2 separate regions of the Homo sapiens genome follow, and region 1 is linked to region 2. A link is a loop called in an ENCODE intact Hi-C map of the cell type or tissue named here. Cell type or tissue: MCF 10A. All regions are shown on one strand. Each heading gives the region's core, and the rest is flanking DNA. Links, peaks and the distances in the headings are about the cores only. Region 1 overlaps CAMK1D (calcium/calmodulin dependent protein kinase ID). Region 2 holds the start of MIR4293 (microRNA 4293).

Evidence for each region. A loop is a pair of places that touch in the nucleus more often than their neighbours do. Peaks named below come from ENCODE experiments on the same cell type or tissue, not always from the same donor. Only the 100,000 strongest peaks of a DNase experiment are listed, where the experiment ranks them.
Region 1: it touches region 2 in a loop (37-fold over the local background); 1 of 110 quality-filtered maps calls a loop at or near these places.

What each region holds. Positions count from the first base shown.
Region 1 is chr10:12,766,605-12,782,478 of GRCh38, reverse strand. It overlaps CAMK1D (calcium/calmodulin dependent protein kinase ID), which reads right to left. Exons shown (of 11, transcript NM_153498.4): 5 at 12,680-12,806. Among named protein-coding and RNA genes, the nearest start is that of MIR548Q, 49 kb to the right of the region's middle. RefSeq lists an enhancer at 15,672-15,874. In MCF 10A, for the core only: no CTCF peak of the experiment used is centred there; no DNase peak of the experiment used is centred there.
Region 2 is chr10:14,378,272-14,394,145 of GRCh38, reverse strand. It overlaps MIR4293 (microRNA 4293), which reads left to right and starts at 10,869; the gene lies at 10,869-10,946. In MCF 10A, for the core only: no CTCF peak of the experiment used is centred there; a DNase peak (open chromatin) is centred at 7,815.

The sequences.
Region 1 (15,874 bases), core at 5,324-10,323, 1.6 Mb after region 2:
AACAGAACTTAAAGATCAGGAAAAATAAAATTAAGCTTCGTGTTGTTGCAACCCCAGACACACATTTCAGTAGAGAATTTGGCCTCAGTAAGAATGACATCAAGACAAGGAGGTGATACTGAATGTGCTGGGTCAGGTCAGCTTCCTGTCAGTAGCAGAATTTGCAGCAGCAGGGATATTAAAAAAGAAAAAATTAAGACAATGAGGGACTTTTACCAGGAGCATCTTGATAAACAGCTGCTGCTTCACCCAGGTTTCCAGTATTGCAATCCAGACTGTTGGCAAGTAAAAATCAGGCTGAAACACAGGAGCGTTCTCTGCCTGAAGTCTGTCTTCCATCCAAAGTCACAGAAGAAGAGCAGAAGGCTTTTGGGACAGCTCTGATCTTTTCTGTTGGGATAGCCTCCTTCTCTGGTCTCTATCAGCCTTCACCTAGAGCTGTCATTCATGAGGAATGAATTGCCTCTAGCAATAGATCAGGATGGCAAAAAAAAAAAAAAAAAAAACAATTAAATTAAAAACATATCACCAGGCCAGGCATGGTGGCTTACGCCTGTAATCCCAGCACTTTGGGAAGCTGAGGCCGGTGGGTCACCTGAGGTCAGGAGTTTGAGACCAGCCTGGCCAACATGGTAAAACCCTGTCTCTACTAAAAATATAAAAACCAGGTGCAGTGATGCGTGCTTGTAATCCCAGCTTCTCGGGAGGATGAGGCAGGAGAATCGCTTGAACCTGGGAGGCAGAGGCTGCAGTGAGCTGAGCTCGTGCTACTGCACGCCAGCCTGGGCAACACAGCAAGACTCCGTTTCAAAAAAAAAAAAAAAAAAAAGTATCGCCAAAGAGCAGCTTACCCTGATCTGTCCAGTAGCCTCGAGTTTCACCACAGGCATGAGAAGTCCCCATGAAAGCACCATACTGGTATGTAATTACCATTCTCATCTGAGCTGGGACTGCTGTTTAAATGCTCCCAAAGCCAATCATGGAGGAGTGAGGCTAAGGAACGGGGAGGGAGTAGAAGCTGGGGCCACTGGGCTTTTGAAATGTGGGAGGGCCTTGGAACTCCGCGGGATGGAGGAAGTCAACTGTGCCAAGGAAGGCATTTCAGAGCAATGTGGCCACAAACGGCACTGCTGTGCGGCCCTTCTGGGGTCTCCCATGGGGGCCTACCTGCTGTGTGATCACGGCGTGACGCCTACTCTGTACTTAAGTCAAGCCTTTCTTGTGAAATCTGATTAAGAAGACTGCCGTAGTCATTCCAGGGTTTTGGTTTTTAATCATGACAAAGAACAAATGGAGCTCCACAATGCTGCCCTCCCCCTCTTTCCCACCACGACAAAACGTGACCTCCCTCCCACATCAAGTATCTAAAGAAGCAATTCCACAAGGAAGAAAAGTGCCTTAAAAACACTGTGTTCAGAGCGACTCTGTGGGACTGCCATGTGTGGGATGGGGCTCCTCAAAGCCAGGCTGGGTTTACGTCGCCCACGTGCGATGAGTCAGGTCCACGAAGAGGAGCAGGCCCTACAAGTCTCCCCACTTAGGGGGCCCTGTCCTCTCCAACACCGGGGGTCTGGCTGCAGCCCACGGTGTGATAAAATGTTCGCTGTGGGCTGTCACCAAGTGGCTGTTGAGAAAGAGAGAAAACTCTCATCTGGATGTTCCACCTACTCATCTGTGCCCTGTATGACAATTTCTCAGTTACATAAAACCCTGTTGTGACACTAACAGTCGGAGAGGATGAGAACAATGATGTAATGCTTATAGTCATGGACCAAAATATGGTATTTAAGTGAGAAACAAATAAAAAGCAAGCTCTGTTGGGGAGCAACCACATCGAGGAGTGAAGACGAAAGGACTGGGAACAGAGGCGCTATGGGGAAAGATGAAAAGAATCGAGATCACTCAGAAGACAGACGCTGGGGAGGTCCATTGACTGAATCCTTCTTCTTGGCTGTACGGAGTGAAGACAGGAACAATGATGGCCAGTATCCTTGACACGTAGATATTTACATACTTAAAGGATGCCAACTCACAAGTCTATAGAAACACACAATGTTAAAACCAGAAAAAAAATTTACAGGAGATATTTAGCCCAGCACATTTATTTTATATACAAGAAACTGAGAATCCCCAAGTTTAAGTGAAAGGCACAGGCCTCCTTCATATCTAATCAATGGCAGACAGAGGAGGACGCTTACATTCAAGTCCCCTGCTGGGTGGCTTTGAGGATAGAGGTCCTCGCCCCAACACTGTGCTGGCTGGAACCCCTGGTTTCCAAGAGCTCATCATAATCCCACGCCCCACATCAACTTCTAGAAGTGCAGTGATCCCTGAATTAACACCAATCCTCTAACTCAGTGAAAAAATACACCGAGAATGTTGACCAACTGTTCTCCATCTCCTTTTAGAGAAGAACAAGATGAAACACGTTTAAACTATTTTAGGCAAGTTAAGGCCGAGTTAGACCAAAGATATCTATCGTGGCTTTGCAGCCAACATGGCAACTAAGTTCCAGAAGGAAATGAACGATTCCTTCCCCGACAGCCTCAGGAACATAACAGTCAGCCACCATCTAAAGCATCAAGGTGCAGGTCTGCTTCTAGACAGAACGATGGACCAGCTGTACATGTTCCTTCTTATTTCTGAGTGACATCCGTAATGGAATAGTGTGGCTGTGGTTGTGCACTCCACATAAAATACTGCTAGGTGATGAACTGTCACTGAATAAGGCTCAAAAAAAAAATTCTCAACTAGGCACAGTGGTTAATATCTGTAATCTCAGCACTTTGGGAGGATGAAGCAGTAGGATCACTTGAGCCCAGGAGTTCAAGACCAGCCTGAGCAACAAAGTGAGACCCTGTCTCTACAAAAAAATTCAAAAATTAGCCAGGTGTGGTGGTGTGCACCTGTAGTCCCAGCTCTGCAGGAGGCTGAGGTGGGAGGATCACCTGAGCCCAGGGGATCGAGGCTGCAGTGAGCTATGATCATGCCACTGCACTCCAGCCTGGGGGACAGAGACCCTGTCTCTTGAAAAAAGAAAAGATAAAGATAGAAAACAGGCCATCCTCCACCAAATAGAAGTTTCTCATCTGTCTTGTCAATTACGTGATTGATACGGATGTTTTCTGTCACTTCCTACTGATGTTCAGTGATTCAGATATTTTAATTAATGCAGCTGAGCAGGCAATATACATAATTTTACTAACTTCCTTAGCTCTGACTTTTATCTCTTATTGCCGAGACCAAGGGGAATGTTATACTTGACTTAATTAAATGGATTCCCAATCTTGGTCAATACCATATTGAGAGCCACCATGGTATCCTGAGGAGCCACTTTCCACCAGATGGGCCCATCGTTTCTCCTAAATGATCACCAAGTACAATTCCACCAGCCCTCTCTCGAGGCTCAGTGAGTCTGTTCATTTCTCCCAGATCCTCCAAGAAGCAGCCCGTGACTCTGGGCCTCTGCTCCCCCTGCCTGCTCTGCACCTGTGACTCTCCTTACTTTTGCTCAAGTCCTACCCTTCCTCCAAATCCATGTCCTCCAGGAGTTTTCCCCTGGTCATTCCAACCCTTGATGAACCCTCTCATTCCCGTATTTTTTTAGAGATGGGGTCTCACTCTGTTGCCCAGGCTGGAGTGCAGTGGTGTGCTTATAGTTCGCCGTTGCCTCAAAGTCCTGGGCTCAGGTGATCCTCCTGCGTCAGCCTCCTGAATAGCTGGGACTACAGGTGTGTGCCACCACACCCACCTACTATTTTTTTAGAGAGACAGGGGTCTTACTATGTTGCCCAGGCTGGTCTCAAACTCCTGGACTCCAGTGATCCTCTCACCCTGGCCTTCCAAGGTGCTGGGATTATAGGCATGAGCCACTGTGCCCAGCCTTCACACCTGTATTTTAATGTTGCTTCTGAAATACACTGCCTCACATGAATCTGTGTGGCCCATCTACCACAATCTACTGCAGAACCTGTTGGTGTTAGCAGAGCCAGCCCTATGAGCCGCCCACATCTCAGTGACATGGATGGGGATGCCCACCAACTCCTGCTATCAGTGAAGTGATGTGCCGCCTCCACAGGCCACAGTCCTTGCAAAGGGTGTGTACAATCCAGGCAGCCGCCACATGTAAAAGGGTGAAGTTCCAAGTGCTTATAGTCCTCTTGCCTCCTCCTAAGGCACCCTGTGCATTGGGATACTTGGGGAAAAAGCACCAATTTCGGTTTCATTGTTAGAGAGCTCATTTAAATTGAAGTCATAGCTTCATGTCGGCAGAATTAACTATTCAGCTGAATAGTCATTTAGATAATAATCAAATGGTGATTCACAAATTGAAACCAACACTTCGACCTATCAAAAGTCTGAACTCAAGCTATAAACCTATAGATTGCCCTGAGGGGAATGGAAGCTTTTCCTCATCTTTATTCACACATTTCTTTCTAAATACAAAGACACCATGCTAGGCTGGGAACAGACAGCAGCGTCCTGCCCCTGGCTTGGGCCCAGGGGACAGTGTGGTCCCTGAATCACAAGTGGCAGCTCTCTCTCCCTCCTCCCTCGCAGCTGCCAAATGGGGCTGGGCTCTGCCCTGCTCAGATGGAAAACTTTCCAGCAGTTTCTTTGCTCAAGGTTCAAAATGGTGTCCCAAGAGCCTTGCAGGGAGAAGCCATGGCTGCGGAAGGAGGTGAGTGGCTGGGGCGAGCCCCACGGTGGACATCATGCTGGTGTACTTACCAAGACCCGTTTCACCTTCTTCCTGCCATTCCTCTGACCACAGGGCCACCACACTTAATTAATAGTTCAACCAGGGCCAGGAATGGTGGCTCACGCCTGTAATCCCAGCACTCTGGGAGGCCGAGACAGGTGGATCACCTGAGGTTGGGAGTTCGAGACCAGCCTGACCAATATGGAGAAACCCCGTCTCTAATAAAAATATAAAATTAGCCTAGGGCATGGTGGCGCATGCCTGTAATCCTGGCTACTCGGGAGGCTGAGGCAGGACAATCGCTTGAACCCAGGAGGCAGAGGTTGCAGTGAGCTGAGATCGTGCCACTGCACTCCAGGCTGGGCAACAAGAGCAAAACTCCGTCTCAAAAAAAAAAAAAAAAAAAAAAAAAAGTTCAACCAAATCCTCATCTTACTTGACTCAGTAGCAGCAACTGACATGTGATAACTTCTATGTGAAGCACTTTCTCCATGTCTGACGGGGAGCACGCCACTCTCCGCCAGCACTCTTTCTACTTCACCCACTGCCCCTTCTCTGTCTTGGTATCCTCTGCGGGATCCAGCTTGTCCCCCTGACCTCTCCACCCTGATGTCCCCAGGACTCAGCTCTGGGATCTTTCCTCTCCTTCATTGCCTATCCCGGTTCACGGCTTTAAAACGCAGCCATAAATTAACATCTCCCAAATCTAGTTGATCCTCATTACTCAAGGATTCTCTATCTGCAAATTTGCCTACTGGCTAAAAGTTATTTGCAACCCCCAAATCAATACTTTGTGGTCATTTGTGGACATGCATAGAGTGACCAAATACTTGAGCTGCCTGATGTGCAAGTTTCAAGCTCAGGCGGAATGAGGTGGTGCTCCTTCTTCATGTTTCAGCTCAGACTGTAAACGAGGGTCTTTTCTCACCCTCTATTTGGTGTCGTGTTTTTCACATTTTTGTGTTTTGTTGGAGATCTCCCTGTTTACAACAGCCCCAAGCATAGTGCTGAAGTCTGTCTAGCTTTCCTAACAGCAAAGAAGCCGTGATATGCCTTTCAGAGAAAATCGGTGGGTTAGAGAAGCTTCCTTCAGGCAGGAGTTACGGTGCTGTGGGCTGTGAATCGATGTTAATGATTCAATAACATATATTCAATAAGGTGTCTTTAAACAGAAACACACATTCTGAAAAGGTCATGTACTGATTGGTTGATGAAAATGTGACCAGAGGCTCACAGGAACCCAGCCTGTGTTTCCCTTAGGAGCAATGGTTCAGTATTGATTAATTCAGTGCTTTCAGCTATTTGCTATAACAGAACATGATGACTACGAACAGCGAGAATCGACTGCACATAGTTCCAGGGTCATGTTCCAGCTGCCCTCTTGGCTTAGTCAACTTTAACAAATTGAAACCAAGCTCCTCCTAAGGCATCTGCAATCTGTTCATCCCACAGGCTCTTCCACCTCCAGCAAAGACAACTGCACCCTCCCAGGGTTATCAGGCCCAAAAACCTTTGAATTATCCTTGCCTTCTTTCTTTCTCTCAAACCCTACTTTCAATCTTTCAGAAAACCTTGAGGACACTGCCTTTGAAATATACCTGACATCTGATAGCTTCTCATCACTTTTGTTGCTACCAATACGACCTAAACCCTTTCACCTGATCAATGCCTGAGCCTTCTCACAGTCTCACCTGATCAATGCCTGAGCCTTCTCACAGTCTCACCTGATCAATGCCTGAGCCTTCTCACAGTCTCACCTGATCAATGCCTGAGCCTTCTCACAGTCTCACCTGATCAATGCCTGAGCCTTCTCACAGTCTCACCTGATCAATGCCTGAGCCTTCTCACAGTCTCACCTGATCAATGCCTGAGCCTTCTCACAGTCTCACCTGATCAATGCCTGAGCCTTCTCACAGTCTCACCTGATCAATGCCTGAGCCTTCTCACAGTCTCACCTGATCAATGCCTGAGCCTTCTCACAGTCTCACCTGATCAATGCCTGAGCCTTCTCACAGTCTCACCTGATCAATGCCTGAGCCTTCTCACAGTCTCACCTGATCAATGCCTGAGCCTTCTCACAGTCTCACCTGATCAATGCCTGAGCCTTCTCACAGTCTCACCTGATCAATGCCTGAGCCTTCTCACAGTCTCACCTGATCAATGCCTGAGCCTTCTCACAGTCTCACCTGATCAATGCCTGAGCCTTCTCACAGTCTCACCTGATCAATGCCTGAGCCTTCTCACAGTCTCACCTGATCAATGCCTGAGCCTTCTCACAGTCTCACCTGATCAATGCCTGAGCCTTCTCACAGTCTCACCTGATCAATGCCTGAGCCTTCTCACAGTCTCACCTGATCAATGCCTGAGCCTTCTCACAGTCTCACCTGATCAATGCCTGAGCCTTCTCACAGTCTCACCTGATCAATGCCTGAGCCTTCTCACAGTCTCACCTGATCAATGCCTGAGCCTTCTCACAGTCTCACCTGATCAATGCCTGAGCCTTCTCACAGTCTCACCTGATCAATGCCTGAGCCTTCTCACAGTCTCACCTGATCAATGCCTGAGCCTTCTCACAGTCTCACCTGATCAATGCCTGAGCCTTCTCACAGTCTCACCTGATCAATGCCTGAGCCTTCTCACAGTCTCACCTGATCAATGCCTGAGCCTTCTCACAGTCTCACCTGATCAATGCCTGAGCCTTCTCACAGTCTCACCTGATCAATGCCTGAGCCTTCTCACAGTCTCACCTGATCAATGCCTGAGCCTTCTCACATCTCCTTCCTCCACCCTACCCCCACCATCTATCCTGATCCCAGCTCGTGTCCTAGAGCAGCGATCCCCAATTTTGGCACAAAGAACCCGTTTCACGGAAGACAATTGTTTCAAGGATACGGTATTGGGGATGGTTTCAGGATGAAACTGTTCCACCTCAGATCATCAAGCATTATTAGAGTCTCAAAAGGAGCGCGCAACCTAAATCTCTTGCGGGCACAGATCACAACGGGGTTCAAGCTCCCATGAGAATCTACTGCTGCTGATCTGACAGGAGGCGGAGCTCAGGCAGGAATGCCCACCAGCCTGCCTCTCACTTCCTGCTGTGCAGCTCGCTTCCTAACAGGCCCCGAATCAGTATCAGTCCAAGGCCCAGGGGTTAGGAACCCCTGTCCTAGAGGGAAGCTGTTAAAAACAATATGTCACTGCCTTAACACAGAAGCATCCCACGGCATCCTATCACCGAGTAGAAGCTAAAGTCTATACGACGATTTCCAAGTCCTGGTCCACATACCCCTGCTCAGGACTTCTCCGACTGTCTCTCCTATTCCTCTCCTTCCTGCTTCCCCTGCTCCCTGCTGCTTGCCCACATTCTCCTGCCTTCAGGCCTCTGCACTGGGCCTGGAATGCCCTCCAGATACCTGCATGGTCGGTTCTCTCGCTCCTATCAAATCTTTACCACGGCCACCCTCTTAGTGAGGGCTGCCTGCACACTGTAGTTAAAATTGCCACCACCCTCTGAACACACAAACTTCTTATCATCTTTTCTGCTTCATTTTTCTCCATAGTACTTAAGGCCACCTAACACACGAATGAACTTAGCTATCAATATTTGCTTTATAGCCTATGTCTCTCTCACTCAGATGTAAGTGCCACTAGGGAGGGGATTTTTATGTTTTATTCTTCTATTTCTATTGATGTACCCGCCCCCCTCCCCCCGCACCAGTGCCCAGAACAGAAGGTAGGCAATAAATAAATAATTCTTCAAGGGCTGAATGATGTAGCCCTTAGCATACATTAAGCTGACCTGTTTGCTTTCTCTCTCATAATACTGAGGTCAGAATTTGTACCTTATTCACATTTGTATTCTCTCATTTTTTTGTTTTTGAGATGAGTCTCACTCTATTGCCCAGGCTGGAGTGCAGTGGCGCAATCTCAGCTCACTGCAACCTCTGTCTCCCAGGTTTAAGTGATTCTCCTGCCTCAGCCTCCTGAGTAGGGAGGCTGGGATTACAGGCGCCTGCCACCTTGCCTGGCTAATTTTTTGTATTTTTAGTAGAGACAGGGTTTCACCATATTGGCCAGGCTGGTCTGGAACTCCTGACCGCAGGTAATCTGCCTGCCTCTGCCTCCCAAGGAGCTGGGATTACAGGCATGAGCCACCGCCCCCGGCCCATATTTGTATTCTCAAACCAAACATTGTACACTTGGCCCTTGTATCCATGGATTCAAAATATGCGGATCCACAGATCAAAAATATTTGAAAAAACAATACAAATAATACAAATAAAAACAATACCTATGACAACTATTTCCACAGCATTTACATTGCATCAGGTATTGTAAGCAATCTAGCAAGGACAGTACACAGAGGCCACGCCTAGGTTATATGCAAATACTATGCCATTTCATACCAGGAACTCGACCATCTGAGGATGCTAGTATCTGCAGAGGGTGAAGTATCTTGGAACCCAGCCCCTGTGGATACCATGGGACGACTGCACAGAGTACACAGCAGGAACTCAATAAATGCATGCTGAGTGAATGGAAGGGGAAGAGAGAAAGAAAACATGGCTAAGATTCATGATCTGTGTGTTTTTACTAAATTCAGTAAGTGTCTGCACAAAGATTTCATGAGACTCACAGTGCAGTGAGAGACACAGATTGATACGAACCCTAATGCAATGTGATCACACCATGACAAGGAAAGCGTCATAGAAAGAACCAGGATGTCAAAGGAGAGGACAAGGTGACAGGAAAGCAGTCAAAGGAGGTAACATTTAAATTGGGCTTTGGTGGCTGAATAGGAGCTTGCCATGCAGACTGCAAGGGAGGAAACAGCCCAAGCTCAGCTGCTAACTGCCTAAGGGATGTCCTCTAGATACAAGCTCTTCAAAGCAGCCCCTTCCCTACTCTGAAGTTGTGTCCCCTCCACACGACTCACTCCAGAGGGGCACTCTTGGTGGAGTTTCAGCGCTCAGTCAACACAAACCAATAGAAGAACGCCACTGCTACAGTCCTCCTCTCCCCCAGCCTCCTCCAGGACAACCTGGTATCTCACAACACCATTACCCAATGGCTCCCACTGGCTGCCATTTAGAGTAGCAAGAGCGATGGACTCTTCTCAACACCATTCCCGACACGTCAGTGCCAGACACAGCAATCAACAGACTCAGACCCCGCAGATGGCAGCCACTTAGAAACCAGAAAAACTGCCATTCCGTGGGCTTTGCCAAAACACAGAGCAGTAAAACTCAATTTAGAAAGTGCTGGAGCTTTCCAGCCAAACATGAGAAGCACGTGATGCGTACGTAGCTAGGGGCCGTCACTGGTTGTCAGAGCATTTAAATCACAGCCCAAGGGTCAACTTCCTGAAGGGAAGAGATGGGCAGGCCACAGTATCAGCACCTTCTCAGCCTGGGGAGACTGCTGAAAAGAGAACCAGCATCATGACCTAACAGACCTTTTCATTTTCTAATGTCTGGGATTCCCGATAGTTGGAACAGGCTCTCCCCACTCAGCTTGTCTCGTCTCATGTATTCACGGCTTCCCTGATGGCTCAGATCGAGCTGGAGAAATTCCATGAATATACCACACACACTCTTTCCTCCCGTCACCACCCCAGGCACATGTCCCCCAGGCAGGGACCATGCTATTCCTGCAACCGTTATCACGCTATCTTAGAAGAGATGATCGACTACTATGTTGTTGATTTCTATCAAAGCCTATACTGGCTTTTTTTTTTTTTCCTGAGATAGCATCTCGCTTTGTCACCCAGGCTGGAGTGCAGTGGCGCAATCTCAGCCCACTGCAACTTCCGCCCCCCAGGTTCAAGCGATTCTCCTGCCTCAGCCTCCCAAGTAGCTGGGACTACAGGTGTGAGCCACCATGCCTGGCTAATTTTTGTATTTTTAGTAGAGATGGGGTTTTGCCATGTTGGCCAGGCTGATCTTGAATTCCTGGACTCAACTGACCCAACCACCTTGGCCTCTCAAAGTGCTGGGATTACAGGCGTGAGCCACTGCACCTGGCCATGCACTGGACCTTTCAAAAATGAGCAGAGCAACCTCTTCTTCTGTGCCTTCTGCATACACACGATCCAGGGAATTGAGCCCCCCTGCGATGGTGTCCACACAGCTCCTCCCCAGCCACGTTTCCACCCCTGCATCTCCCCGCTTCTAAACCCTGCTGCTTCTTTCCCTTCCCCTTATTTTGTTCTCTGCCCGCCTCAGCCTGCTCTTGTCTTTCCTCCTCTGAGTTACTCTGAAAATGAACAGCTATGACACTTGAGCTTGACATGGCTCTGTAATTATATGCAAGGACCTGAAAGGCCACAAAGTGGCCCCAAGGTCATCTGGAGTTTCCCACAATACCCCTTGTATCTCCTTTAGTTTGAGGCCGGCTCTCCTCAGCCTGCCTGGGAAGGTTCTGTGGATGTCCCCAAAGACCCACAGGGTGATGCTGGTCACATAACATACCTCCTCTCTCAGGTGGGCTCAATGGCTATTCTCATGAAGAAAGGTCACCGCACTTCGCATGACAAGAACTTAGCCTCACTCAGGCGCGGCGGCTCATGCCTGTAATCCTGGCACTTTGGGAGGCTGAGGTGGGCGGATCACCTGAGGTCAGGAGTTTGAGACCAGCCTGGCCAACATGACAAAACCCTGTCTCTACTAAAAATACAAAAATTAGCCTGACATGGTGGCAGGCGCCTGTAATCCCAGGTACTCGGGAGGCTGAGGCAGGAGAACCACTTGAATCCAGGAAGCGGAGGTTGCAGTGAGTCGGGATTGCGCCACTGCACTCCAACCTTGCAACACAGCTAGATTCAGTACCCTACCACACCCCCCACCCCCCACAAAAAAGAAAGAATTCAGACTCAGACTTCATTTTCCATAACTCTTTTCCAACCTCATCTTTTTTCTTGCTCTCAGACATCCCTAGCTCGTACCCTCTCCCAGCCTTCAGGCTTTCGCACAAACTGGTTACTCTTCCTGGGATGCTGTCCTGTAACTCCCACATGGCTGGCTTCTTCTTGCCACTGAGACCAAGGCCCAAGTCTCCTCCCTGTCCTCTCAGCCCAGTCCTGATTCCTTGTCACTCCATGGCAGGCCCCCAGGTTTAGTTTCTTCATAGTACTCAAGATCTGAAATGACCCTGTTTGCTTACTTGTTCCAACTAAAATGTAAGCTCCATGAGGGCAGGCACCGTGTCTGTGTCATTCACTGCCTTAACCCCAGTGCCTGGTACAGCATCAGGTACATAGTAGCAACTTTACATACATTTGCTGAATGAATGAAGGAATGCATGAATACGCTGATGTCAATGAAGGTCTCAGAACAATCACAAGTATTCTAATGGTGTTTCTCCAGGACCCCGGAAGTCAAAAGATGAACATCAGAATCCAAGTGTTCAGATCCGTCAGTAGTTTCCTCTGCATTTTGGATGTTTAGTACAAAGAATTGGGGGTTGTGATTTAAGGAAAAACTTGAATGCCTAGCATCGCAGTACAGATCAGGGTTAACTGATTGATGAGAGTGACTTGGTCAAGGTCTGAACCAGGTTCCTCCATCAATGTTCCTATCTCAGTAATTGGAATAAAAAGTTTTCTTGTGTGTGCACCTTACTGTTATCTCAGTGTCTCATTGTAAATCCCTCAGAAACAGATGTATGCAGTATCTCTGGAAATGGAACCTGGGATTCATCCAAATTAACTCCCAGCCTCCAGTCAGGCCCACAACCAAATCAAATGGGATTTCTACCCAACTGTGCAAAAGTTTTCAGGGGAAATCACTTCCCTGCTATGAATTATTCATTCCAGTGTCCCTCAATCTTTTTATTCTTTCCCCCAGGGGAAGTGAAGGCAGCTGTGATTACATGCCAAGCTCATATGTTTCACACAACTGATGAGTTGACACGTGGTGACACCACACATGAGGACATCACACACACACGGGCACATGTGTGCACATGCACTGTCCTTACCGACATAGCCTGGAGTTCCACAGGCAGTGGACATCACATCTCCTTTGCCCTCCATTTTTGACAATCCAAAGTCACTGATCATTATTTTGGACTCCTCATCTTGACTGTAGTACAAGAGATTTTCGGGCTAGAAAGAAAATAAGAAAAAAACATTACAAACTACGTGTAAAGCTGGGTTAATTGTGGAAGACTCATTCAGCTGCAAAACCTATTCACAACGTCAGGACGTCCTTGACCTTTGGACACAGTAGATGCATCAACTAAAGCGGCGGCCAATAGAAACAGTGCAGAGCGCCCGGCACAGTGTGTCTGGCACACACAGGCTTTCAATCAACGTTAGTCTCTTTCCTTTACTAATATTTTGTCTACTTTAAAAAACTCACCATATTCTGAGGCAATCTAGAAAGCCGATTGCTTTGCAGACTTGTGGATTTACGTCTGGGGTTAGGGAAGGGAGATTCCAGGAAATGAAGTAACTCTTGCAGGTGCTTCTCTGCTCCTTTTTATGAGTGATTTTTCTTGAATCCAAGGGTCTCTGTTTCTGCCCTCAGCAACACGCCCTGCTGCCCTGCAGTTCTGGGAGATGTGCTGCACTGCACCCTTCATGAAGGCCAGCTGACCCGTGCTCGCTCCCCTGCCAGGAAAGCAGAGGGATGCCATCCCGGAATAAATGAATCTGGAATTGGAAGACGCAGCACTTCCAGCCATGTACCCTTAAGGGGTCCGCACTTCTGTTTGCCTTTCTGTGAAGCATGGGTTGATTTCATCCTTTGTCTGTTCCTCTGAACAGTGCTTGGGCAGCAGGAATGCACAGCAAAGGCCTTCTTCCATTTCTTATGGCCCCCGTGTTCCTGTCTTCACTACAGTTCTGCAACATACAGGAGGGGCTGAGAGTAGCAGTCCTGGGGTTGGCATGGGAACCAGTGAAGTATCATTTGCATCGTGTTTTATGTAGAATTGGGGAATCTCATTGTTCCTAGCAAGGAAGCAGGGGTGGGTCTTATGGAGGCTGAGAAGCTACAGCCTTGGACTTGTCCTTGCACTGCTGCGTGGGCCTTGAACACAAAGAGGAGCCTGCATTTTTTTTTTTTTTCTGAAGAGCTGCTGGACTTGATGACTCCTGGATTCATCATCATGGTGACGATTTATCACGGGGGGAGACGATGTCAAGGACTGTCATCTCTGCTGTTGTCCAGGAATGTCCACCCTCCAGGATAATCCTCACCCAGTGAATGAGGAATCGTTTCTGTCATTTACACCAAACCTTAAAGGGAGCGCAGCACGAAGAATCTGACATGGGAAAGGCACTTTCCCACAGCATTTCCCATCCAGCTCTCCTCCCCCGCCCCAGCGGGGACAGCCACATTCTCTCTCCTCAGGGGTTTGTGGTGAACCTTGGGTTTCAGACTTTAGAAACTATTCTTATGTAGAGTGTGAAAGGAAAATAAATCTCAGGACCCCAAAATCACTAAGCCGGAGGGAAAAGTCAAGCTGGGAACTACGCAATCCTGCCTCCCATTTTACTCCTAAATAACATAGCTACAAAGATAAAAAAGCCACATTCCTCCCTCATGATTCGCCAGTAAGGAAATTCCTTGTGGGCAAAAGACAGACAAACTCAAACTCTGGCCAGGCACGGTGGTTTACACCTGTAATCCCAGCACTTTTGGAGGCCAAGGCAGGTGGATCACCTGAGGTCAGGAGTCCAAGACCAGCCTGATCAACATGGCGAAACCCCGTCTCTACTAAAAATACAAAAATTAGCCGGGCGTGGTGGCACATGCCTGTAATCCCAGCTACTTGGGAGGCTGAGGCAGGAGAATTGCTTGAACCCAGGAGGCGGAGGTTGCAGTGAGCCAAGATCGCGCCATTGCACTCCAGCCTGGATGACAAGAGTGAAACTCCGTCTCAAAATAACTAACTAACTAACTAACTCAAAGTCCTCCCTCTGCTCACGGGAGACAAATACATACCTGATTGCTTCCTCTGCCTTATTGTTTCACTGAGCCAGACTAAAGCGTGAGTGACTATTCCTGTAAAGTGTGTATTCAGTGAAGAACTGATCAGAGACTCAAAAGAAAGCAACTCTTTGTCTCTTATCTACCTAAGACCTGGAAGCCTCTGCTTTGAGTTGTGCCGCCTTTTCATACCTAGCCAATGTACATCTTACACATACTGATTGATGTCTCATGTCTCCCTACAACGTATAAAACCAAGCTGTGCCCTGACCACCTTGGGCACATGTCATCAGGATCTCTTGAGGCTGTGTCATGGGCACATTCTTGACCTTGGCAAAATAAACTTTCTAAATTGACTGAGACCTGGTTAGGCGCAGTGGCTCATGCCTGTAATCCCAGCACTTTGGGAGACTGAGGAGAGGGGATCACCTGAGGTTAGGAGTTCAAGACCAGCCTGACCAACATGGAGAAACCCCGTCTCTACTAAAAATACAAAATTACCCAGGCATGGTGGCGGGCGCCTGTAATCCCAGCTACTCAGGAGGCTGAGGCAGGAGAATCACTTGAACCTGGGAGGCGCAGGTTGCAGTGAGCCGATAGTGCGCCACTGCACTCCAGCCTGGGCAAAAAGAGTGAAACTCTGTCTCAAAAACAAATAAAAAAATAAAAATAAATTGACTGAGACCTGTCTCAGGTATTTTTGGGTTCACAAGAGTGAGCAGACTTGTTTAGAAAAGTGGTCCTCGGCCTGTTGTGCAGCAGAGGCACCTGTGAGGGTATTCACTGGCCAGAGATCTTGCCCTTCAGCGGGTCTGAGATGGGGCCCAGGGCTCTGGATTTCAGAGCTCCACAAGCAGCATTCTGATGTGTCAACATCGCAGTGAAGAAATTTTCAGAACTCACCAAGACTCCCTCCTTGACCAAACTTGAGGCAGGTTCCTCTGACTCCCCTGCTCTCCTAGGCCTTGACCTTGGCCTTGTCTATCCCACCCCTGCCAGGCCTGCGCAGCCCTGTCTTAGCCGGTCTGCTACGTTGGAGAATCCCCCCACCACGGGTATCTGATCAAGTTCTTCACCCACCCCACCCCCACTGACAGGACTCCTGCTGAAGCCAGGCCAAGGTAATTCGGCATTGAGATTGGGGTGATACAGGAGCTAGAAAGAAATTATTTTGCAGATAGTGAGGGTAAAAGAGTCCTCGGCAAGGCTTCCCTTCTAACAAAAAGCAGCCCAATAA
Region 2 (15,874 bases), core at 4,716-9,715:
GCCATTAGTCCATCTGTATTCAACTAGGAGTCTGATTCATTTCACATAAATAAAAGTAGGCAGCCAAAGTTATGTAATGAATATAGGGCATTTTCTATAATCACCTGACACACTTAGGACTACCATGTTCTAGATAGTCAGCATAAATATAGCCTAGTAAATAGTGTATATGTATATGTATATGTTCAAGAGAAGTGGGTAAAGTGAGCAAAGACTCCTCTAGGATTCCTGTGGTACTGAATCCTCTAGGATTCAGTGTCATGTACGTGATTTTGAGTGTACATTCTGAGTTCTTGAATAATGCCTATCTGGTTACCCAAAAGTGATCATCTCTATAAATGATACCATAATTTTCTTAGGGGATCTGGTTTAGTAAAGCAGATATATCAAGATACTCCTTGCTTGCCTGGGTGTGGCTGGAAATACACCAGATTGGAGAAATGTGCATCTGATAACCATTGAAGTTGAGGTTTTAGTTTATCTCCTTCAACCAAGGGTTCTCACTGAATCTTTTGAAGGTCAACGTCCCTATCCAGCCCAACCAAGTACTCTTAATAGTGATTTTGATCTTATGGTATATGACTAGCACTTTGTGTTATAACTCTTCATGCCGTATGCTCCCCTATTTGAAGGAATGTTATAAAATCCCCCCCACCTTATTGAATGCTATTGATTAACCGATTCAGTCATTTATTCACTCAGTTCTTTGTTTATTAAATAATGCCCGAAGTATTCTAGGCCATTAGTCAGGAGTTAGTTAACATATACTTTCTAAGCTCTGGGGTTAAAATGGTGAGACAAATAGACATGTTTTCCACTCTCACAATCTAGCAAAGAAGACAGACATTAAGCATGTAATGGAAACTCATTACATGCCTAATGACAGGCAGGGGAAATGCAGTAAAGAAGAACTGGATGTCATGGGCGCATTTGAGAGGGAGCCAGGGAAGTCAGGAAGGCTTCCTTGTGGAAGTCAAAGCAGAAATAGGTTGGAAGTATTTGCATATCACTGGATAGTGTGGATGCTATTTTGCCTGGGTTATAAGATGTGCCTGGGACCCCAACTCACTGATACTGTATTCTGTGGCCACTTGAATTGGTCATAAAGCTGTTTCATGTGTCTCTGCATTTCTGGAGGACAGTGATTCAATGGGACATGCATGAAACTAGGAGACCTGCACCCAGGTCAGTTGCTGGAGCGGGGGAAAACTTACAGACTTTCTTCAACCTTGAGCTGCTGCTGTTTACGGATTTTTATCCTTAAGTGTTAAAACAGTTTCAGGGTAGTCAATGACCTTATTAAGAACTTTCCTTTCTACTCTAGTCCTAATAGGGTAATTCGGGTTTTCACACCCCTATCATACTGAAGGGGAACATAAAGCAACTATGGATCTCACTAACAATGGCATCCAGTCAATAGCTCCCTGTGGGAGTCCAACCCACAAATCTTCCCCATCTCATCAAGGAATGCTTGGAGTTTCTTACATCTACTTCTGAGTAGCTATGAGAAGTTCTTTCCAGACTGCTTCTGAGGGATCCCCCTGTTTCAGTCACTGTGTCAATACCTTTGTGATAGTGCCAGGAGGTGCATCCCAATTTGCTGACATTAACTTGGGGTCTAGGTTCTCTTGTTTTGTTGAGACAGGCAGCCATGTGCTTTGGGTTCCTGACAGCAATGAATCTAGTTGTCTTTGCTTTGAATCAAAATTCCAGTTTGCCACAACCCATCCACCACCCTTCCAGAACTTGTCGCAACTCTTCTGTGGGAGAAGGAGAGAATTAAGAAGCAATATATTTGGGAGGCCGAGATGGGCGGATCATGAGGTCAGGAGATCGAGACCATCCTGGCTAACATGGTGAAACCCCGTCTCTACTAAAAATACAAAAAAAAATTTAAAAAGTAGCCAGGTGTGGTGGCACGCACCTGTAGTCCCAGCTACTCGGGAGGCTGAGGCAGGAGAATCACTGGAACCTGGGAGGCAGAGGTTGCCATGAGCCGAGATTGCGCCATTGCAGAGCAAGACTCCTCAAAAAAAAAAAAAAAAAGAAATATAAACAAGACCACTTGGTGCTGCCACCTGTGGGCCTGTGCCCCATTCCTGCTTCTTTTTTTTTTTTTTTGGAGGCAGAGTCTCACTCTGTCGCCCAGGCTGGAGTACAGTGGCACCTTCTCAGCTCATTGCAACCTCCGCCTCCTCCCAGGTTCAAGCAATTCTCCTGCCTCAGCCTCCTGGGTAGCTAGGATTACAGGTGTGCGCCACCACACCCGGCTAATTTTTGTATTTTTAGTAGAGATGGGGTTTCACCATGTTGGCCAGGCTGGTCTTGAACTGCTGACCTCAAGTGATCGGCCTGTCTTGACCTCCCAAAGTGCTGGGAGTACAGGTGTGAGCCACCACACACACTTCTTAGCTGACAATGTGGGCTCCTTAGCTTGGAGAAAGGGGCCCTGCCCAGATGCAGGAACAACGTGCAGATAATTTAGGGGAGAGGGAGCCCAATCTATTACACACAAATTCAAAATTTCCAAAGCTTTGCGTGGGAACTGCTGTTATAAATCCTGTTATCTGTTAATGGGATTTGGGCCTGAAACGCCCACATGCTGCTTTGAAATTTTCCTCCATCTGTTCATTTCTGCAAAGCTTATTTAGGGCAAGCGACGTAGCCTACTAGTGTTTCCAGCTGAACAATTTGGGATTGTAGATCTGTGGAGAAAATAGATAAATGGTTTGCTGGGGACTTCCTGCTATGTATCTTCTTAGGCCCCCTCCTCTGGCGTCTTCTGTTGAGAAGGTTCTTGAAGAAGTGGAGTAGGAGGAATCATTAGCAACACTGCATAGAAGGAAGAGTGATGGGCAAGAGTTGTCCACTCAACTGTGGAAATGAGATCAAATAAATACTTAAGAGACTCTTTTGGGAATTGACCCTGGTTAGACCTAGTTCAGGAACACATCAGTTCCTTAATTTATCTTTGGAAAATCTCACTATAAACACTAGCCTTTAAAAAAAATTCAACTTCTATAGTTTTTTCTCATCTCCTTGTTGGTTATGGGTCAGCCACACCTAGAAGGTTTCTTCCCTCAGAATCACTTTCCTTCCCTTTCATGCCAGGTGAATGTTGGCCCTCGGGCTTTTTGAGCCATGTTGAGAGCTGTCATGGATAAAATGAGCCCAAAGCTCTCAGGGCCCTGACCCCTTCACTGGCCTGTTTGCTGCTCTTGGCCACAACTCTTCTACAGACCCAGTTTTCTTTTCGGAAAGATATGGAAGTACAAAGTCTCAGAGTTATTTCATAATTACAAAGTACTTCTTAGATACTTATCCCTCCAGCAAATATTTCCTAAGTGTCCAATAGGCACTGCACACTGGCAGGTCCCAAGGATACAGAGGTGAAAAAGATACAAAAGGTTTTTACCTCCACAGACCATACGGTTGAGTGAAAGAACTGAAATTAAGCAAATAACTATATGTACACGCATATTTTCCAGTTGCAATAAGTGTTATAAAGGAAAGTGTAATGAAAGATTAAAACTGGAGAACTTGATTGAGATGGAGGGCTTCCTGGAGGAGGAAACTTTCAACCTAAAGGCATTATTCCTCTCTTATGTCTAGATTCCACTTTCATTAAGGGCATGATTGAGACTTAAGTCAGCAACAACAACTCTTGTGGCTTTTCAAAGCAAATTTGCCTGGGTGTGACTATTCCTTTCCATTTCAGTGCTTTGATAATTGAAACCAAGGAACCACAAAACATCTAGAGATGAGTTATCTCCTAACCTGTTTTCAGTGTCTGTGTAACTCATTTGGAAAGTACTAGATTCATAGTTCTACAGATGAGCCTTTTCCACAAAGGTGGTGAAGTCGCTGGGAAGGGAGTAGGATGGGTAGTGTTTGTGGGAGGAAGACTCTGCTGACAATAGGCCCTGAGGCCAAAATAGAGGACCTTCCCTCCATGTTGGTGCAAAAGTAATTGCGGTTTTGAACCATGAATTTTAAATCATTATAACTAGGTTCACAAACATCTTTATTAATAAAAATAGGGACCATTACAATCAACACATTTTTGCCAATGAGAAATGAGTTTGTTTATTCCTGTAGCATAAAAATCCATGCTTTGGGATTTGATGAACTGTTGGAAAGCATTTTCTGCATCCTGCTGGTTATGGAAGCGTTTTCCCTGCAAAAAGTTGTCAAAGTGTCTGAAGAAGTGGTAGTTGGTAGGTGAGAGGTCGTGTGAATATGGCAGATGAGGTAAAACTTTGTAGTCCAATTTGTTCAATTTTTGAAGCACTGGTTGTGGGACATGTGGTTGGGCTTTGTCCTGGGGAAGAATTGGGCTGTTTCTGTTGGCCAATGCCGGCTGCAGGCATTGAGGTTTTCAGCGCATCTCATTGATTTGCTGGGCATCCTTCTCAGATATAATGGTTTCACTGGGATTCAGAGAGCTGTAGTGGATCAGGCCAGCAGTAGACCACCAAACAGTGACCACGACCTTGTTTTGGTGCAAGATTGCCTTTGGGAAGTGCTTTGCAGCTTCTTCTTGGTCCAGCCACTGAGCTGGTTGTCACTGGTTGTCATATAAGATCCACTTTTCTTGCCTGTCACAAATCTGATCAAGAATTGACTCCTTGCTGTTGTGTAGAATAAGAAAAGATGACACTTTGAAACAATAATTTTTTTGATTTTTGCTCAGCTCATGAGGCACCCACTTACTGAGCTTTTTCATCTTTCCAATTTGCTTCAAATGCCCAATGACTGTAGAATGGTTGTCGTTGAGTTATCAGCAACTTCTCATGTAGTTGTAAGAGGATCAGCTTCTGCGATTGCTCTCAATTGGTCTTTGTCAACTTCCGATGGCTGGCCACGACACTCCTCATCTTCAAGGCTCTCCTCGTCTTTGCAAAACTTCTTGAACCACCACTGCACTATATGTTTTTTAGTACAGTAGGCCAAATACATTGTTGATGTCGCAAGTTGTCGCCGCTGCTTTACAACCCATTTTGAACTCGGATAAGAAAAGCACTTGAATTTGCTTTTTGTCTAACATTATTTCCACAGTCTAAAATAAACATAAAATAAACAGCAAGTAATAAGTCATTAGCCAAAAAACATAAAGCAAGAAATGCCCATTAAAATGATGTATAAGATAACCACATTTATTTAAGAATGTATCCAATATCAAATGTCAAATTCCAACGATGCAAAAACCGCAATTACGTTTGCACCAATCTAATAATTCCAGGTGATCTATGGAGGTGGGACATTGATGTAGAGTTGAGGACGATAACTGGCTTCAGGATTTCTCAAGAAAAGCTTTGAGAGATCTACACCTTGGAAACCCCAGCCCTAGAGGAGTGTTCTTCCAAGACTCCACGAACAGGAAAAAGTCCTGGATAGCAGCTGAGTGCCGCCATATTAACCCTTTGGGATGGGCCCCAGAATCTGTGTTTCCATCCAGTTCCCAGGTGATGTTGACGCTGCTGACCCTGCAAGCAACCTCCGAGGTCTCTCTCCTGGTTTCTCTCTGCTTCCCTCAAATTTCTCACTTCTTCCACGGACACTTATTTTTACCCACACTTGTTATCACTCTCTCCTTTCTACAAATCTACCAGACCCCAACCTTCATCTCAGCTCACAATTTGGTCATTTCTAAAATGAATGAAACAGGCCGGGAGCGGTGGCTCATGCCTGTAATCCCAGCACTTTGGGAGGCCGATGTTCTGTGCTGGAAACACGTGAGAGGAGAAGAAAAGGCACACACACAATACCTTTAAGGGTGAACAACTTTTATCCCTGTAAATGACAATGCAGATATAATAAGCAAACCATATAATAAGCAAACGATATAATAAGCAAGTGATATAATAAGCAAATTGCAATGGGAAGGGGAGAAGGGAAAAGATACTTGCACTCACCAGACTATGGAGGATTCAGCACCAGACCGGGAAGCGACCGCCTGGGCTCCAGAGTCGGCCACTCCTCTGTGCACAGATGAGGAGAGGTCTCATGAAGCTTCGGCGCAGTCTGGGAACCTAGCTCTTTTTGTAGCGAGTTGTTTGGCATGAGGTCCAGTCACGAGGGCTCTTCATTGCTGTGGTCAAGGAACACAAAAAGGTCAACTTATTCTTGTGATTGTCTATTGTTTTTCACTAACTAACATATAGGAATAGATTGAAATAAAGATTTCTCTGAAACAGTGCTGGATGAAAGCCTCAAAGGGCTCATACAACCTGTTCTGGGACTTGGTGTCCATTGGTTATGTCCATGTTCAACTGAGTTCAAATCTAATATTTAACTTTTCCTCCACAGCCGAGGCAGGTGGATCACCTGAGGTCAGTAGTTTGAGACCAGCCTGGCCAACATGGTGAAACCTTGTCTCTACTAAAAATAGAAAAATTAGCCAGGCCTGGTGGCGGGCTCCTGTAATCCTAGCTACTCAGGAGGCTGAGGCACGAGAATCACTTAAACACTGGAGGTGGAGGTTGCAGTGAGCTGAGATAGCTTCACTGCACTCCAGCTTGGATGACAGACTGAGACTCCATCTCAAAAAAATAAATAAATAAAATTTAAAAAACAAAATGAACGAAGCAAAGAAAATATATGCTTTTTGCTTTCCCCATAGCACAGATATTATATCTGGGGCTTAGAGGAGCACGTAGGGCTACCCAGTATCTATAATAGAAAAGAAATCCTTTCTTTTTTTTTTTTTTCTGAGACACTGTCTCGCTCTGTCACCAGGCTGGAGTGCTGGAGTGCGGTGGTGCGATCTCAGCTCACTGCAACCTCCACCTCCCTGGTTCAAGTGATTCTCCTGCCTCGGCCTCCCAAGTACCTGGGATTATAGGCACACACCACCACGCCCAGATAATTTTTGTATTTTTAGTAGAGACAGGGTTTCACCATGTTGGCCAGGATGGTGTCCATCTCCTGACTTCATGATCCGCTTGCCTCAGCCTCCCAAAGTGCTGGGATTACAGGCGTGAGCCACCACGCCTGGCCCCTTTCTTTTTATGTCTTTCTGGTCTCTACTGAGTTTGTTTTAGGCTTATCATTTTCCAATGCTGGAATTGTTTTGTTTCTCAGAAATAGTTTTAACCTAAAACCCATTGGTTATGAAACAAAACTGCATAATGTCTACATGGGCATCCATTCATAGTGAAGTTTCATTGTAGTTAGATCGACTTTAGTGAACCTTTTTTGGATTCATTTGACAATGAGTTTGGATAACTCAGGAAAGGATGTAGAATCAATGATTTATGCATTATAGTCTGAAGTATGTAGCTGAATTTCAGTACTAATAATAGCATAGAATGGTGCTGTCCAAAATGCAACTCACATGTGTAATTTTAGAATTTCTAGTAGTCACATTTAAGAAAAGTAAACAGAAATGGGCGAAATGATTAATAGGGTATTTCATTTAACCTAATATATCCAGAATATTATTTCCACATGAAATCAGTATAAAAATTTTTAACGAGAAATGTACATTTTTTATACTAAATCTTTGAAGTCTAGTGTGCGTTTTGTGCTTACAACACATCTGAATTTGGACGGGCCACCTTTCAAGTGCTAGGTAGCCACATGTGGTTAGTGGCTTCTGAATGAGACAACACAGATATAAAGCATCGTTTTCTACTTTCTCTTTGACTGCCAGGGTTTAAGTAATGTCACTGTAAGGTTAACACAGTTTCAGTATTGTTTAGCCCAAATGCCACGTTTTATGGGTAAGATAATTGAGTCAGGGAAAGAGAATGTAGCTTGCCAGAGCACAGTGAGCTGGGCAGGCTCTGAGTTCACATCTCCTGCAGCCCAGCCAGGGCTCTTTCCCAACCAGACTACGCGCAGGCTGTGGTGACTCGCAGCACTTGTCTAGACAAGGAACGTGTCAATCTTTGATGATGTTGCATTCTGTGCTCTGCCTCTGAATTGAGATAGGATCAGTCTCAAATTCTTGAGATAAATTCATTAATTCACCGGCTCATTGATTCATTTGCCAGCCTACTACCTGTTAGACACTAGGAATGCCAATACACCCTAGAAAGACTCAGTCTGTGGGGGACAGACCAGCATTCCGCATTCATTGCAGCATCACCAAATACTGTGATGAAAGGTTTAACCAGAATGTGCACAGGTTTCAAATAGCTCTGAGGCCATCAGTGAAGGGACTGTGACTAAAGGCATATTATATGAAATGGCAGGAGTGCAGTGGAGAGTCTAACAGAATGGACAAGCACCACTGGCGACCAGGCTGAAATTCAGATCTTGATTCCTTCATGCAATAAACGTTTATTGAGCTCGTGTTGGGCATGTTAGGGAAATGCAGTGACAAACAAGATATACAGTTTGTGTATCAAAGAAGGTTGCCATCTAGAGGGGAAAACGTTCCAAAATCAATGTATTAAAATGAATAAACAAGTTACAAACTATGAAGCTAGGATAAGAAACAACATAAAGGGGCAGGGAATGATGGACAGGGGCAAGATATTTGACATTGATGGTCAGAGAAGACCCCTCTTTGGGGTTCGTATTACAGAAAGACTAGCTGTTTTAAGCATAATAGAAACACCCCAAAATGTGTCATGGCTCAAAGACAAGTTTTTTTCTTTCCACCCACATACAATCCAAAATGAACATGGCTTGATCAGCAGGTGCCTCTCTTCCATGCAGTGATTCAGGGACCCTGGCCCCAGCCATCTGTGGCTCCTCAGTTTTTAACATTTCCCTTCCATAATCCCCTTGCCCTTCTGCATCAGGGTTTTCTCCAGAATGGGTAGAAAGCCTGCAGTGATGCTGGTGATTTTCTTTCTCACCATCACTGGACACACTTAACTGCAAGGGAGGCTGGGAAGTCAGGTGTAGCCCAGGAAGAACAGGTATGCCCAGTGAGACACGTATGCCCAGGAGGAAGAGGAAACAGCTTGGTGTGAGCGTCTAGGTAGTCTCTGCCACACATACAAAACATCAAAAGGATTTATCCTTGTAAAGAATAGAGAGAAAAATGTTCCCCACAGAGGAAGTGATAGTGCAAAGGCTCTGAGGTTGAGAACGAGTTTGGCCTTTTTGAGGAACTGAAATAAAAACAGGATATCTGAAGCACAGAAGCAAGAGATCAAGAAATGTCAGAGAGTGGTGGACAAATGAGAAGGGGCCATATAAGAGAGGGGTTTGGGATTTGAAAACTTCTTATTGTTGAAAAATATACATAATACCAAAGTTACCATCTTAATTATGTTTAAGTGGCACTAAGTATGTTAACATTATAGTGCAACCATCACCACCGGCTATCTCCATAACTTTCTCATCATCTCAAACTGCAACTCTGTACCCATTAAAACACTAACTCCCCATTCCTCTCTCCCTGCAGCCCCTGGTAACCTCTATTCTACTTTCTGTTTCTCTGAATTTGGCTACTCTGCGAACCTCAAAAGAGGAATCATACAATTTTTGTCCTTTTAGGTCTGGCTTATTTCACTTAGCGTAATGTCTTCAAGATTCATCCCTGTTGTAGCATGTGTTAGAATTTTCTTTTCTTTTTTAGGCTGAATAATACTCCATTGTGTGGATATATGACATTTGGGGTTGATTCATCCAGTGATAGACATTTTAGGTGTTTCCATCTCTTGGCTATTGTGAATAATGCTGCAATGAACATGGGTGTACAAATACCTGTTTGAGTCATTGCTTTCCATTTAAGACTATATCCAGGAATGGAACTGCTGGATCCTATGGTAATTGTATGTTTCAGTTTTTGAGGAACTGCCATACAGTTTTCCACAGTGATTGCACCATTTTACATTTCCACTAGCTGTTCACAAGTCTTCCAGCTTCTTCACATCTTTGCCAACACTCATAAGTTTCTGAATGTGTGGGTTTCATAATAGCATCCCAGTGGATGTGAAGTCTGTGGTTTTGATTTGCATTTCTCTAATGGTTAGAGATATTGAGCCTCTCTCCACGTGCTTAATGGGTATTTGTGTGTCTTCTTGGGAGAAATGTCTATTCAAGTCTCTTGCTCATAATTAAAATTTTTTTTTTTTTTTACTGTCATTGAGGGGTTTGAGATTTTATTCTAAGCTCAATGGAAAGGCATTGTCAATCAATCCAGATGTCAGTCAAGCAGAGGAGTGACATGAGCCAATTTTCTTTATATTTCTTTCTTTCTTTCTTTCTTTTTTTTTTTGAGACAGAGTCTCACTCTGTTGCCCAGGCTGGAGTACAGTGGCACAGTCTTGGCTCACTGCAACTTCTGCCTCCTGGGTTCAAGCAATTCTCCTGCCTCAGCCTCCCCAGTGGCTGGGATTACAGACATGCACTACCGTGCCCAGCTAATTTTTGTTTTTTAGTAGAGACGGGGTTTCACCATGTTGGCCAGGCTGGTCTCGAACTCCTGGCCTCATGTGATCCACCCACCACAGCCTCCCAAAATGCTCTCATTACAGGCATGAGACACTGAGCCTGGCCCAAATTTTCATTTTAAGAAGAAGTGATTCCCCTTCTGTGTGAATTTCTCCAGCAATACCAGCTCCTGGGTCCCGCCAACAGAGTGGGCCGATGGTGAGGATACCGTCAACCCTAAAAGTCCTTGTTCACAACGGGCAACAATCAAGTGTAATTAGAGCAGAAGGCCTGAATTCTATTTTTCCTCCCACAAGCTTCAGCAGTGACTCATGCTTCTGCATTGCTACTGTGGTGCTCCATATTTCCCATGCTCCGGGGCTCCAGTGGGGTGGGGGCATGTGGTTGGGATTAAAGGCAGCTCTGAGCAGGTAAAGGGTCACTCCATCTCCAGGGCCCACTTAGTCCTCAAAGGGCCTGACAAGGGCAGAGCAATTAGTGAAAGTCGTGATATTGGTTGCCGGAGGTATGGCAGAGACACCTGTTCCTTGGGAAGCTGGTGACATTGCTAATTCATTTCACACCAGCCTGACAGGAACAGCCTGACTGAAGCAAGCGGTCAGTGATGAAGAAGAAATAGGATTTCCCCTCTCCCGAGAGAGCCAGTTCCCTCACCCTGATGTCCTTATTTCAGTTTCACACAGCTTGATAAGTAAAGCTAGAACTCAGTATTAGGATTAACATGGCCATTTTATTATTTATTTATTTATTTTTGGAGACAGGGTCTTGCTCTGTTGCCTAGACTAGAGTGCTGTGATAGGATCATGGCTCACTGCAGCCTCCATCTCCTGGTCTCAAGTGATCCTCCCACCTCAGCCTCCCAAGTAGCTGGGACTACAGACACACGCCACCATGCCTGGCTAACTTTTTAATTGTTTTGTAGAGATAGACTCTCCCTATGTTGCCCAGGCTGGTCTCAAACTCCTGGGCTCAAGCAATCCTCTTGCCTCCTCCTCCCAAAGTACTGGGATTACAGGCATGAGCTACTGCACTCAGCCTTTACATGGCATTTAAAAAATTTTGTCAGTTTTTTTTGGTACTTTTTCTTCCTCCCAGACATTCTTGTTTGTCCACTGAAGCAGAAGTTCTCAAACTTCACTGCATCAGAACACCCAAAGGACCCGTTAAAACACAGAGCACTGGGCTGAGCCCTGCAAAGCTTCTATTCAGTGGATCTGGGATGGGTTGAAGAATTCAAATGTCCAGCAAGTTTGCAGATGCTGCTGCTGCTGCTGCTCTGGCCCACTCTTTGAGAAACACTGTGTGAAAACAATCAGTGTAACTCTGTGGGGTCATGAAATAAGCTAATTTAGGGTCCGTAACATAGCAGTGATGGCAGCCACTGTTTCTACAGCCTGGACATAGACTGCCTACCTCTCTCAGTAGGGTTTCCTTCTGTACTGCAGTGTGCAAGGGCGTGTGGGGGTGTATGTGTCAGAACACAGACACGTGAGCTCATAACCTCCAAGAATTCTTCAAACACCACTGCTTTTCTAAGCAGAAGCAGCAGGTGGGAAGTCCCTGGCGCTGTTACAGCTGGGGGGAAACCACTTATTGTTTTTCTATTGTTTCTTTCATGTGATCAAAAGGAAAAGTGAGATTGTTTCTCTTACTCAGGCGTGCATGGGAATTAACACTCCTTAAAACCTGTGACTTCATTCAGTTCATTAAATACATGTTAATTGAACATCTGCTTTATGCCACTCTGTTTCACGTGCTGGAGACAGAGCAGTGAACAAAACAGAGTAAGTTCCTGATCAAGTGGAACCTTTTTTTTCTGGTGGCAGAGAAAAGAAAGAAACATACAGAAAAGTAAATGTGTAAATGTGTTGTATGTCCATGGCCAATAGATGCTATGGGGGGAATTACTCTGTGTGTGTATGTGTGTGTGTGTGTGTGTGTGCGTGCATGTGTGCATGCATAGTGGTCAGGGAATTATCTCCAACAAGGTGACACTTGAGCATAGGCTTGAAGCAAGTGAGGAAAGAAGCCATATGGAGATCTGGAGGAAGAGTGCTCCAAGCAGAGGGAACAGCAAGTGCAAAAGCCCTGAGGTGAGAGCATTCTTAGCATTTCCAGAATAGCCAAGAGGCAGGTATGGCTGGTGTAGGGTCATGAGGAAGAGGAGATGGGAGAGATGAGTTCAGACAGGTGATCTGGGCCAGATTGTGTAGGACCTCGTAAGCTATTGTAAGGATTTAGTGGGAGTCACTGGAGGATACTAAGCCTAAGAGGGTGTTTACATATTGGAAGGATCTTCCTGCTGCTGAGTGGAGGGTGAATATAAGGCAGTAATGGTGGAATCAGGAAGCCTAGTTAGGATGCAGTTTCAATAACCAAGGTGAAACTTGGTTTGAGGATGTAGCAGTGAAGGTGGTGACAAGGGGTAGAATTTTGGAGATAAGTTGAAGGAAGAGCCAACAGGGTTTACCATATTTTGGATGGGAGATAGGAGATAAGAGATCAAGGCTGATGCCAGGTTATTTGATCTGAGGACCTGGAAGAATGGAGTTGCCATTTACCCAAGACAGGGAAACTGGGAGAAGCAGTAGGCCTGTGGTCTCGCTGCATGCCCAGGAGAAAAAGGAAATACAGGGCGGAAAGGAAAGCAATATTGTAGGATACCAAAGAAAATCACTCAGTCCTACAACATCAGCAGAGCTGATGTTTGTCTCTTAATGTTTTCACAATTCTTTCCATTCCTTATTCATCTCCACTCATATTTTACAAATAGTAATAATTAACAATGTGGAGTGGTTAATATATGACAGGCACAATGAAAGGCATTTAACACACATTATCTCATCGAATCCTGGCAACAGCCCAGGATAAAGATGACAGAAGTGTAGACAGGTTAGGTAACACCCCACTAGTAAGTCAGGGAGCTGGAATTTTACCTGGGACTTTCTCACTCTGAAACTCCTGGTTGTTTCCTACTTTCCTACTGTGCTACCTGCCTTTGCATTATTAATATTTTTCAGATCTCCACATTGCCCAGAGATCTCTAACTCTTACAATTTAGGGGATCATGTCTCACCTTCCACAGTATCTCACAAGTTCAGGGATGACAGACATTCCTTGGCCCATCTGAAATAATAGAGACCAGAAATAAACATGCACTTTCCAGAATGAAGTTTATTATTATTATTAAGATGGAATCTTGCTCTGTCGCTCAGGCTGAGTGCAGCAGTGCGATCTTGGCTCACTGAAACCTCCGCCTCCCAGGTTCAAGTGATTCTCATGCATCAGCCTCCAGCGTAGCTGGGATTACTGGTGTGCACGACCACGCCCAGCTAATTTATTTTATTTTTTTAGTAGAGATGGGGTTTCACCATGTTGGCCAGGCTGGTCTCGAACTCCTGATCTCAGGTGATCCACCCACCTCGGCCTCCCAAAGTGCTGGGATTACAGGTATGAGCCACTGCACCCGGCCAAAGTTTATTAATACCATGTTGCAAAAAGGGCAAGTGCCCCCAGAAAGCCATAGAGGGCCTTATCAAACAAAGCAAGCAGGAGGTTATTCTAGGATTTGGGGAAACGATGGGATTTAGCTAAAATTCAAATGAAGCAGTGTTTTGATGAGCGCAAAGCAGGGCTGTGTGTAATTAACATCAGGCTGAGCTGGGGAGCTGACTCAGGGCTCCGTTTCCTTGGAAACTACAGGGTTAAGAGAAATGTAGAATATTGTGCTTCCAAACTCCTTATCTGAAGCACTGCACCTGCCTTGGAAATCTAGGCTGCTTCTCTGTGTCAAAGAGACCCCAGATATTTCAGGTAGGAATGGGATCTTCCATTCTTACTGATAGGATTTTGAAGAGGAAACTGTCAGGAGGTCTGTAATTTTTGAGAATACGGTTTCTCAATGCCATGTCTTCTTGTTCAACCACAAAGGCAGTTTGGTACAGGTTCACAGAATGCAGCTGCTCCTGGCCCTTGCTCCTGGGGCAGCTGTCTTCCTTCCCTGCCAAGGTTGCCAGGCAGTGACCCCTGTGTCTCCTCATCCCCATAAGAAGCACTAATGTTGGGCTGCTGCATTGTACCACTTGCTGGAGTATTTGCAGTCACGGCATGGAATTCGAGTACAGTGCTAACTATGGCATAAGGCTGGGATAGTAAGACGACTGTCTTTCAAAAGCATTCCCTGCATCATTCCCAATTGTTCATCGGCCATGGCTTACCTAGTGCAATTTTCTCAAGCTTCTCTCTCCTCCCTGTGACCTTCTCCCAGCTCTCCTCCTCTCCCCCATTTTGCAGCTTCTTAATTGTTTCTCTCCACAAAAGAATCTCAAATGTGCCCTACTTTTGTATGCAGAGCAGTTCTACTCCTTTCCTTTCTCTTTCTAAATTGGGACCTGGTGGCTGGTGTCCCTCTCACCTTCTGCGGGTAAAGTGGTGGCCAGGGACCTGGCTAGCCTTGGGTTCAAGGGCTTGTGGGAAGGGAGGAGATGGAGGCCGACGAGATGATAGAAGAGGCTCTTTGTGCTATGCTCAGGGCAAAGCCCACCTCCTCTGATAGCTGTGATGCCATTGGGATAGTTTTTGCAGGTGCAGAGCAGGCGGGGGACCTGTTTGTATTTAGATTATGGATGCTTTTCTTAGAGTTAAGATCACAAGGCATTGAAAAGATTAACTTGTGTTAGAATCGATGGGCCTAGAATGAATACACAGTGTCTTTTATTGTGAAGACACAGGAGGAAGGAAATGAAGAGGCTACTGGAGCAACAGTGTCACCTGTCACTGAACAGGGACCCAGAACCCCTCATGCTTGGACACATGCTTTAAGTAATGCTGTAACTATACCAGACCAATCTGGCTCGGCTTTTATGTAACAAAGTTGTCAGTTGTTTTTCAGTTGCCATGGGCTGCCCCCAGGTTGAAGGTCACATACCCTGTGCGTGTGCAGATGGACCAAGCATCCAACCACAGGCGGAACCTAAGTGTTTTGACAGATTAGCAGGACTGAATTAAGAAGCGGACACCACATGACAGGATCCAAGATCCAATCAGATTGAGCCCTTGTGTCACTCCATGGCAAGATCCAATCAGATCATGCCTTCCCAGCATCATGTCATTGCAAGACCCAATCAGATCTTGCCTTATTACCCTATGCTTATAAAACCCCACAGCCCCAAGCTCAAGGAGACAGATTTGAGCATTTCCTTTGGTCTCCTTTCTAGTTAACTTCCAATAAAGCTTTTCTTTTCTCAAAAGCTGGTGCCGTGGTACTAGCTTTTATGCACATCAGGAAATGAGCCCTTCGATTGCTTGGTAAGAGTGCAAGAAGTCAAACCTGGCTGTGGGTCTACCTCATCTACACAAGGGAACAAATAATGAGCTCATGTCACAGAGCTCTTATTTATTGAACAAAATTTTTATTGATTGCCTACTTGTGCCGGACACTGTGCAAGGCTATGGGCAGAAAATGAATAAAATATTAATGTTACTGGAAAGGGGTCCTAATCCAGACCCCAGGAGAGGG